Regions from separate parts of the Homo sapiens genome. Here region 1 is linked to region 2. The links are chromatin loops, found by intact Hi-C in ENCODE. Cell type or tissue: PC-3. All regions are shown on one strand. Links, peaks and the distances in the headings refer to the core of each region. The heading gives the core; the rest is flanking DNA. Region 1 overlaps CTNNA3 (catenin alpha 3). Region 2 overlaps CTNNA3 (catenin alpha 3).

What was found. Hi-C counts contacts between places; a loop is a spot of excess contacts. Peaks named below come from ENCODE experiments on the same cell type or tissue, not always from the same donor. Only the 100,000 strongest peaks of a DNase experiment are listed, where the experiment ranks them.
Region 1: a loop joins it to region 2, with 4 times the contacts of the local background. A loop is called at or near these places in 2 of 110 quality-filtered maps.

The regions. Positions count from the first base shown.
Region 1 is chr10:66,699,311-66,704,709 of GRCh38, reverse strand. All of the region lies in intron 9 of CTNNA3 (catenin alpha 3), which reads left to right. Among named protein-coding and RNA genes, the nearest start is that of LRRTM3, 220 kb to the left of the region's middle. In PC-3, for the core only: no CTCF peak of the experiment used is centred there; no DNase peak of the experiment used is centred there.
Region 2 is chr10:66,750,494-66,755,892 of GRCh38, reverse strand. The region is part of intron 9 of CTNNA3 (catenin alpha 3); the gene reads left to right. Among named protein-coding and RNA genes, the nearest start is that of LRRTM3, 170 kb to the left of the region's middle. In PC-3, for the core only: no CTCF peak of the experiment used is centred there; a DNase peak (open chromatin) is centred at 2,972.

The DNA of each region.
Region 1 (5,399 bases), core at 282-5,281, 51 kb after region 2:
CATGACTTCATGTGACTGGTGTAGTCAAAAAACAGGCTCTGAGCACACAGTTTATTCAGCATCCCTAAGGGGAAGAAGACCCTCCCAGACCCCTTCAGCTATGAAATATATCTTTCTTAAGTACCCAGATTCCTCCACCCCCACTATGCAGGCACACTCATAAAGGGTAATAAAATGGCATGTATGCAGGCCAAACACACCAATGGCAGGTTTCCAATAATGTGTCACATGGGGCCAAGACCTACATGCATTACTGTGTTTTTATTTTCTTATTATCTGCTCTATGGTGTAAAGATTATTAAAAATATTAAAAACTCCTGCAGTTCCCTCTGTGATATCAGTATTGGGTAACAGTGATAAGAAAAAGAAGCATTTATGTTTCTCTACAGCACAGAAAGTCAAACTGTTGAAGAAGAAGAAACTGGACAGTGGCGGAAGTTGAAATGTTCTATGGAAGAGTATAGTGTTGACTACCATATATGACCTGAAGAAACAGAAGGATAAACTGTTGAAGTTTTATACTGAAAGTGATGAATAGAAGTCAATGAAAAATAGAAAAACACCGTATACAGCTAACAATAAAAATATTGATTGTGTATTTAAATAGTGGATCCATTACCATTGCAGTGAACACTTGTCACTTAATGGAATACGAATCGGGAGACAAGCAAAGATCTATAATGAGGAAATGAATATTGAAGGGAACCATGAGTACTCAACAGGCTGGCTGCAGAAAATTAAGAAAAACTATGATATTACATTTTTAAAGATTTGTAGTGATAAAGCATCTTCTGGTCATGTAGTAGTGGAAAAATTCATTGACAAATTTGCCAGAGTCATTGCTGATGAAAATCTGATGCCAGAACTAGTCTATAATGCTAATGAAACATCACTGTTTTGGTACTGTTGCCCCAGAAAGACACTGACAAAAGCTAATGAGGTAGCCCCTACAAAAATTAAGGATTCCAAGGACAATAACTGTGCTGGCATGTGCTAATGCAGCAGGCATACAAAAGTATAAACTTGTTCTGAAAAGCAAAAGCTTGCATCCTCACTGTTTTCAAGGAGTGAATTTCTCAGCAGTCCACTATTATGTTAACAAAAAGGTATGGATCACCACGGACATATTTTCTGATTGGTTTCACAAACATTTATACCAGAGGCTCAAGGTTACTGCAAGGAAGCTGGATTGGATGACAACTGTTAGATTTTTGTTATTCCTTGACAACATTTCTGCTCATCCTTCAGCTGAAATTTTCATCAAAAATAATGCTTATGCCATATACTTTTCCCCAAATGTGACTTCATTAATTCAGTCATGTGACCAAGGTATCCTTAGATTGATGAAGAGTAAATATAAAAACACTTTCTTGAACATCATGCCAGCACCAGTGAAGAGAGGTGTGGGTGTGGAAGGTTTCTAGAAGGAGTTTAGCATGAAGGGTGCTGTTTATGCCATTGCTAACACTTGGAACGCAGTGACTAAAGACACAGTAGTACACTCCTGGCACAACCTCTTGCCTGTGACTATATTAAGTGATCTTGATGAACAAGGTAGTGACTTTGAAGAATTCTGTGGGCCAACTGAGAAAAAAAGATGGTGTCTGACCTCCTTACATACACAAAAAATATAATTTCAGAGTCTTTCCCTAGGCTAGCAGAAGTAAATATCAAAGAACTTGATTATTTTTAACATCAATAATGAGATTCCAATTCTTCATTGACCAATGGGGAAATAGTCCAGATGGTTTTGAATCAAGTTGATTGTGATAATAGTGATGATTAAAATGACATTGTTAACACTGAAGAAAAAGTTCCTATGGATAAGGTAAAAATGTGTGACGGGCTTATTGAAGGACTACAGCACTGTACATTTATAACAGCACAAGAAATCATGTCAGTTTATAAAGCCAAAGAGAGACGACGACAACGACGACGACGATGGCTACTACTACTACTACTACTACTACTACTACTTATTCTTTTTTTTTTTTTTTTTTTTGAGGTGGAGTTTCACTCTTGTTGCCCAGGCTAGAGTGCCGGTGGCATGATCTCGGCTCACTGCAACCACCACCTTCCAAGTTCAAGTGATTCTCCTGCCTCAGCCTCCTGAGTAGCTGGGATTACAGGCACCCACCACCATGCCCGGCTAATTTTTTGTATTTTTAGTAGAGATGGGGTTTCACCATGTTGGTCAGGCTAGTCTCGAACTCCTGACCTCAGGTGATCCACCCATGCTCATGCCTGTAATCCCAAAGGGAGACTTCTAAGACAAAAACCATTGTTAATGAGGCAAGATGACTCTGAAGGAAACATTTTTAAAAGCCATCCACAAAATGCCTCTTCATCCCTAGAGGACTCACTTCCTGGTCCTTCAACTGTTTTGATTTTTTTTTTCTCTCACCTAAAAAAAAATCAGCACACAGTAACCTATTAATCAAAACACAGCATCATAGGTGGAGACTGAAAGCCTGCCATTGTTGGTTGTTGCTGATGTTCAACAGCTGTTACGGGAATTCTGGTGATGCTGCTGTGCTGCTTAGTTACCCTGGACACATTTGTTTTTTTTTTACTGTGTAAATGGCATGCCATATTTTTTACAGATAAGTACTTATGGGTAAATAAGTTAAGAAAATTGTTGCTTATCAGTAGCTTATAAGTTCAAAATCAAGAATGATTGTGATGCCAAACAACCACAGATGGCTCATATGGGTGGCCGAGATGTTGACACTTGCCTTCTGATGATTTAAAATATACAATTTTTTCATTAACAAAATTATTAAAATATTATATAATGTTGCCTTCAGTCTATGGGTATAAGGTGCATATAAAACATAAATGAATTTTGTATTTAGACGTGGGTCCCATCTCCAAGATATCTCATTATGTATATGCAAACATTCCAAAATTAAAAAACAAAATCAGAAACACTTCTGATTCCAAGTGTATTGGATAGGGTTATTCAACCTCTACTACTTACTAGAACTCAAAACTTAGCTTTGCAAGGTTTCAGGATATAAGATCCGTATACAAACATCAGTAGTATTTACATGTATCATTAAGAGTAATTGAAATTAGTTGAAATAGTAAAACCTTTTACAATAATATCAATAATATGAAATATGTCTATAAAAAATTAACAAGACTTGTACACAAAATGTATAAAACAGTGCCAAGAGAAATTAAGGAAGACCTAAATAAATGCAGATTATGATGTTAAACTGTACAGTGTTGAAACTGTAACAGTGTTAAAGTGGTCTTCTCTTCTCCTCAATTGATCTGTAGATTTAATGGAGTCCAGATCAAAATCCCAACATTCATTTGGCTAGTAATTGAAAAACTGTTTCTGAAACTTATATGCAAAGGACCTAGAATAGTCAAAACAACTTTGATAAAAGGCAAAATTTGGGGACTAAGACTGCCTGATTTCAAAACTCATTATAAAACTATGGTTATCAAGATAGTGTAGTGTTAAAGGAAACTCAGAAAAATAGATCAATAGAAATGACTAGAGTCCATAAAGATCTACATGGATGTAGACAACTGATACTCAACCAAAGTTCAAAGGCAATTCAGTGGGCAAAGGATAATCATTTCAACAAATGGTGCTGGAACAACTGGTTATTAATATAAAAAATTCAATCAATAACCTCCTACCAAAAATTTATCAAATTGTACACTCACTTGAAATGTGGGATGTTTATTTTATGTCAATTTTAACTCAATAAAGCTGTTAAAAATAGTAGGAAAGTATGAGAGAGAAAGGAAAAAAGGGACGAAATGTAAAATGCTATTTATTGGCTACACCATGTGCTATATAAGCAGATTATATTACTTTCTTCCGATGTGAGAATATACAGCTCCTGCTATAGAATAAAATTATGTATTCTAGATCACAGGAACAAATTAGCAAAATACTGTTCCTAATTTTTAATGCTCATTTTGCAAGGTGCAAAACTGCAAGGCACATCTTACAAAATGAACAATTTAGGGCATAACTTCACTCTTATAATTAATTTAGAATGATGGACATACTTAAATAGCATTTTTCACAAAAATGGAAAAATTCTAAAATTAATGTGGAATTACAAAGACCATGAATAGCCAAAACAATCTTGAGAAAGAAAAATAAAGTTGGAGGTATGACATTCCCTAATGTCAAGTTATACTACAAAGTAATAGTAACCAAACACTATGTTACTGGCATAAAAACAGATGCATGGACCAATGGAACAGAATAAAAAGCCCAGAAATAAACCCAAGTTTATAAAGTCAACCAATTTTCAGCAAGGCTACCAAGAAGACACGATGGAGAGAGGGTAGTATCTTCAATAACTGGTGTTGCGAAAACTGGATATCCACAGGCAAAGAGTGAAACTGGACCCTTATCTACACCATATATAAAAATTAAGTCAAAATGAATTAAATACCTAACCATAAGAGTTGAAACTCTAAAACTACTGGAAGAAAACAAGGGAAAAACTTCTTGATATTGTCCTTCATAATGATATTTTGAACATCACACCAAAAGCACAGGCACTGAAAGCAAAATTAAACAAGTGGGACTATAAAAAGCTTTTGTATAACAAAACAATCATCAGAATAAAAAGACAAACTATAGGTTGGAAAAAATGTTTGCAAACTATCTGACAAGGAGTTAATAATCTCTAAAATAAATAAGAAACTCACACAATAGCAAAAAACAAAACAAAAAAAAACCAAGTAACTTGATTTAAAAAAAATGACCAAAGTGGGCCAGCTGTGGTGGCTCACACCTGTAATCCCAGCACTTTGGGAGGCCAAGGCAGGCAGATCACCTGAGGTCGGGAGTTCGAGACCAGCCTGACCAACATGGAGAAACCCCATCTCTACTAAAAATACAAAATTAGCCAGGGTGGTGGCACAAGCCTGTAATCCCAGCTACTCGGGGGGCTGAGGCAGGAGAATCGCTTGAACCTAGGAGGCAAAGGTTGTGAGCTGAGATCATGACTTTGCACTCCAGCCTGGGCAACAAGAGCAAAACTCCATCTCAAAAAAAAAAAAGGTAAATATCATTGAGTACTCATAGTTATTAAAATATGCATATGTATGTGCATACCCATGTATATGTGCACATGTGCATATGTGTATGTATTTATAAAAAAAATGACCAAAGTACTTGAATAGACATTTTTCTAAACAAGACATAAAAATAGCCAACGGGTATATGAAAAGGTGCTCAATGTCACTAATGAGAGAAATGCAAATCAAACCAAAATGAGATATCACCTCACACCTATTAAGATGGCTGTTATTTAAAAAAAAAGAAAAAAAGAAAAACACCAAGAGATAACAAGTGTTGGCGAGAGTGTGAAGAAAAGGGAACCCTGGTACAATGTTGCTGATAATGGAAATTGGTA
Region 2 (5,399 bases), core at 315-5,314:
GAACTTATATGCAGATTGAATTAGTTTAGGATTAAACATTCCAATTTTGAGAAGTGGGCTTCTAAACTATGAACTAAAGAGAATTTGGGGGTTAAAAGTTGAATTAGGAAAAGGAGATGAGAATAGAGGGAAAGTTTAGAGACAGAAGGACTGGCAACGTTTAGACTGAGGAATGAGTATAGATTTCTATCTGTAAATAAATATTTGTTTCTCTTGTAGACACCCAGAAGCGGATTTACTGAGTCATATGGCACATGCATTCCCACTAACAATGTATAAGAATTCCAGTTGCTCCACACCCTTGCCAATATTTCGTATTGATAATTTTTGTGTGTGTTCTGTTTTCCATTTTTAATATGTATGTAATATTATCTCATAATGCTTCAACTTGCATTTCCCTAATTACAAATGATATCAATGATCTTTTTTGAGATATCTATTATCGAGATATAAGTCATGTTTTATACAATTCACTCATTTCGATTGTTTCCAATATTCCACAGAGTTGTGCAACTATCACTACAATCAATTTTAAAACATTTTTTCTATCTCCCTGAAACTAGGTAACTATTAATCTACTATTAATCTATCAAACTATTAATCTACTTTCAAGCCCTACTTTCTATCTCTACACATTTTCTTATTCTGGACATTAAATATAAAGGAACCATACAATATGTGGTCTTTATGACTTGTTTTTCACTTGGCATAATGTTTTCAAGGTTCACCTATGTGTAGCATGCATCAGTACTTCATTCCGGCTTATGCCCAGTTCTGATGTATACTGTTGTGTACTGCATTTCATTCTCTGTTCATATGTTGGTGAACATCTGGGTCATTTCTGCTTTTTTGGGTGTTATGAATAATTCTGATGAACATGTATATGCAAGTTTGTGTGTAGATATACTGTTTCATTTCTCTTGGGTATATATGTAGGAGTGGCATTTCTGGGTTTCGGTCATATGATAACTCTATGTTTAACAGTTAGAGAAACCATTAAGCTGTTTTTCAGTGGTGCCAGGCTCTACCATTTTACATTCTCATCTGCAGTGTATGAAGGCTTCAATTCTCTACATGCCAACAGTTGTTACTATTTGCCTTTGATTATAGCCATCATCGTGGGGGTGAAGTGGCTTTTCTCTATATTTTCCTGTTGGCTAATGATGTTGAATAGCTTGTCATGTGCTTATTGTTCATCTGTATACCTTTTTAATAGAAATATCTATTTGGATCCTTTGCCCATTTTTATGAATTCTTGATGTAACCCCCTTATCAGATATATGATTCGCAAAATTTTTCTTCCATGCTGTGGGTTCTCTTTTCCCTTTTTTGATGGTATTCTCTGAAGCATGAAGGTTTTACATTTTGATTAAATGCAGCTTATCTATTTTTTTCTTTTGTCATTTGTGCATTTGGTTTCATTTATAAGAAGTCATTGCCTAATCCAAGTTCATAAAGATTTATTTTTATATTTTCTTCCATGAGTTTTATACTTTTAGCTCTCACACTTAGGTGTTTGATCTATTTTCAGTTATTTTTTGTACATGGTGTTAGGTAAGAGTCCAATTTCATTCTTTTGCATGTAGATTCCCATTTATTCCAGCTCATTTCTTGAAAAGACAATTATTTTTCAATTACATTGCTATAAATAAATCAACTATAAATGTGAGGGTTTATTTCAAGATTCAATTCTATTCCACTGATCTATATGTCAACCTTTATGCCAGTACCACTCTATCTTGATTACTTTATCTTTGTAGTAAGATTTAAAACCAGAAAGTATGAATCCTCCAGTATCGTTCTTCTTTCCATTAAGGTTGTTTGGCTTTTATAGGTCCCTTGTATTTCTATATGAATCTTAGGATAAACTTGTAATTTATTCAATGACAATCTGAAATCTTGATAGGGATTGCATTGAATCTGTAGATCAGTTTGGGAGTATTTCCATCTTAACAATATTATGTCTTCTGATCCATGAACACGAGTTGTCTTTCTACTTATTTAGATCTCCTTTAATTTTTTTCAACAATGTTTTGTAGTTTTCAGTCTGCACTTATTTCATTAAATTTATTCAGTAAATTTTATTATCAATAAATTTTATTCTATTTGATGCTATTGTAAATGGAATTATTTCTTAATTTCATTTTCAGATTTTTTTATTGCAGTGTATTGAAATATAATTTGTTATTTGTGTGTGTGTGTATATATATATATATTTTCTTTTTTTTTTGAGATGGAGTTTCATTCTTTTTGCCGAGGCTAGAGTGCAATGGTGCAATCTCGGCTCACTGAAACTTCTGCCTCCCAGGTTCAAGCGATTCTCCTGCCTCAGCCTCCCGAGTAGCTGGGATTACGGGTGCCCACCACCACGCCTGGCTAATTTTGTGTTTTTCGTAGAGACAGGGTTTCACCATGTTGGCCAGACTGGTTTTGAACTCCTGACCTCAGGTGACCTGCCCACTTCAGCCTCCCAAAGTGCTGGGATTACAGGTATGAGTCACCGTGCCTGGCCTGTTATTTGTATATTAATTTTGAATCTTGCAACCTTGCTGAACTTTTTAGCTCTAATTGTTGCTGTGTGAATGTGTGTTCCATGAAAGGGCTGTATATACAAAGCATCCTCCAAAGGCTAACAGTGAAGAAAGCAAAGAGTGAGGCAGACAAATCTAGATTATAGGAAAATAGTGATTTATTGGGAGAACTTACAAATGGAAGCATGTCTTACACAGCTGCAAGATAGGTAGATCTCTGCACCACAACCCCCTTAGTCCAGGCTTGAATTGGGGAAAAAGTATATGTGCTCCAGAAGGAATGAGTAGGTAGCTATGGGCCTCATAGCCTATGATGTATGCAACACCATCAAGGGTTGTTTTGGAGGAAAGGGAAAACTTACAGTGAACAGGTATTTCTATATAAAAAGTAATACATCAGCTAGACATCTTGGAGGCATTCCTAGACTTAGGGTTAGTCAGGAGTCACATGGCAGATTAGCATTTAAATAGAGTCACTCTTGTTCATACAGTGTGTGTGTGTGTGCGTGTGTGTGTGTGTCTTCCTTAGGATTTTCTATATACAAGATCATGTCATCTGAGAATATAGCTATACTTCTTCCTTTCTGAAGTGGATATCTTTTATTTTATTTTCAAGCCCTATTTTCTTATTTTGTATTGTTTAAAAGTTGTTTATGTATTTAGAATGCAAGTTTTTTATTATTTATGGGATTTATAAATATGTTCTCTATTTCTATGGCTTGTTTTTCTAATCTCTTCAGAGTATCTTGTCCATGGCAGAACATTTAATTTCAATGAAATCAAACTTATTAAATTTACTATATATGGATTATGCTTTTATGACTTAGATAAGAAACTTTTGCCTAATCCAGAATTATGAAGACTTTCTTCTATGTTTCTCTGGAAGTCTGATAATTTTAGGGTTTGCATTAATTATTGTATATTAGTTAATTAGTGGTGTGAAATAAAGGGTCAAAGTTTACTTATTTATTACATATGGATGTCTAATTGTTTCAGCGTTATTTGCTGAAAAGATTATCATTTGTCTATTAAATCATGTTTGTACCTTTGTGAAATATCTATTGGCCTATATGTGTGGGTATGTCTCTGGTCTCTGTGTTCTGTTTCATTGATCTATGTGTCTACCATTTATTCAAGATTGTCTTTAAAACTGTAACTTTATAGTAAGTTATGAAATCAGGTGTTGTCAGTCCTCTTTCTTTTTCTTTAAGAAAATTGGTTTGGCTACTCTATTTCTTTAGCTTTTCCATGTAAATTTTAGTATAAGCCTATCAGTACCTACACAACTATTGTTAAGATTAAGATAGAAATCATATTGAATCGTTATATTAGTTTAAAAAGGATTGAGATCTTAACAGTATTGAGTTCTCCAATCCACAAACATGGTATATCTCTCCAATTATTCAGGCCTCCTTTGATTTTTTAAATCAATGTTTTGCAGTTTTTAGCATTCAAACATTTTTAATTGCCAAAAAATTTGCCACCTATTTTTATACTACATAAATCCATTGTAAGCTTTTTAACTTATTTTGTTAGTTTATGGGTTTTTCTTTTTTGTGTGTAGTACACTTAAAAGAAATTTTAGGAAAGTTGCCCATTAAATTAACTGATTTGATGTATAAACTAATTTAAGTAAGAAATGTGATGCTGCTTTTAAAATCAAAACTTGTTAGAACCTTGGAAGGCAGTATAGTCTAATGTAGTAGGAAAGAGCATAGAGTGAAACAAATACTGATTTCAATACCATGTGAATCTGAGCAACTTAGCCCATCATTCTCTCATTAGGAAGATGAAGACAATGTCTATGGACAGCACACCTATTCATTTATTGGGACAATCCAATGAGGTAGTACAAATAATATTACAATAAATATAAACCTAAAAAGTCCTAGGTTGGGAAAAAGAAATAAAACTGTCTTCGTTTGTAGATGACATGATTGTCTATGTCAAAAATCCAAAGCATTGACTAAAAAACTCTTTCTGGAACTAATAAATGATTGTAGAAAGGTTGCAGAATATATGATTAATATACAAAAGTCAATTGCTTTCCTATATACTAGCAACAAACAAGTGGACAAGTGGAAATTTTTTTTTTCAAGATAGTCTCACTCTGTCACCCAGGTTGCAGTGCAGTGGCACAATCTAGGCTCACTGCAACCTCTGCCTCCCGGGTTCAAGCGATTCTTCTGCCTCAGCCTTCTGAGTAGGTGGGATTACAGGCATGCACCACCATGCCTGGCTAATTTTTGTATTTTTAGCAGAGACGGGGTTTCACCATATTGGCCAGGCTGGTCTTGAACTCCTGACCTTGTGATCCGCCCGCCTTGGCCTCCCAAAGTGCTGGGATTATAGACATGAGCCACCACGCCCAGCCTGGAATTTTAAATTAAAAACATATTATCATTTACACCTTAACACCCTCAAAAATGAAATACTTAGGTATAAATTTAAATTGAGGAAAACTACAAACCTCTGATGAAAGATATTTTAAAAGTCTAAATAAATGGAGATACTCCATATTTGTGGACAGGAAAACTCAGTATTGTCAAACATGTCACTTCTTCACAACTTTATAGATTCAATGCAATCTCAATACAAATCCTAGCAAGTTATTTTGTGGACATTGACAAATTACTTCTAAAGTTTATATAAACAGGTAAAAGACACAGAATAGCCAACTCAATATTGAAAGAGAAGTACAACATTGGAGGACTGACATTACCTGCCTTCAGGCCTTATTGTAAAGCTGTAATGATTGAACCAGTATGGTATTTGAACAAAAAAGGTAAATAGATAAATAGTATAGAATAGAGAGCATAGAAATAGACCCACATAAAGACAGTCAACCAACATTTGACAAAGGAGCAA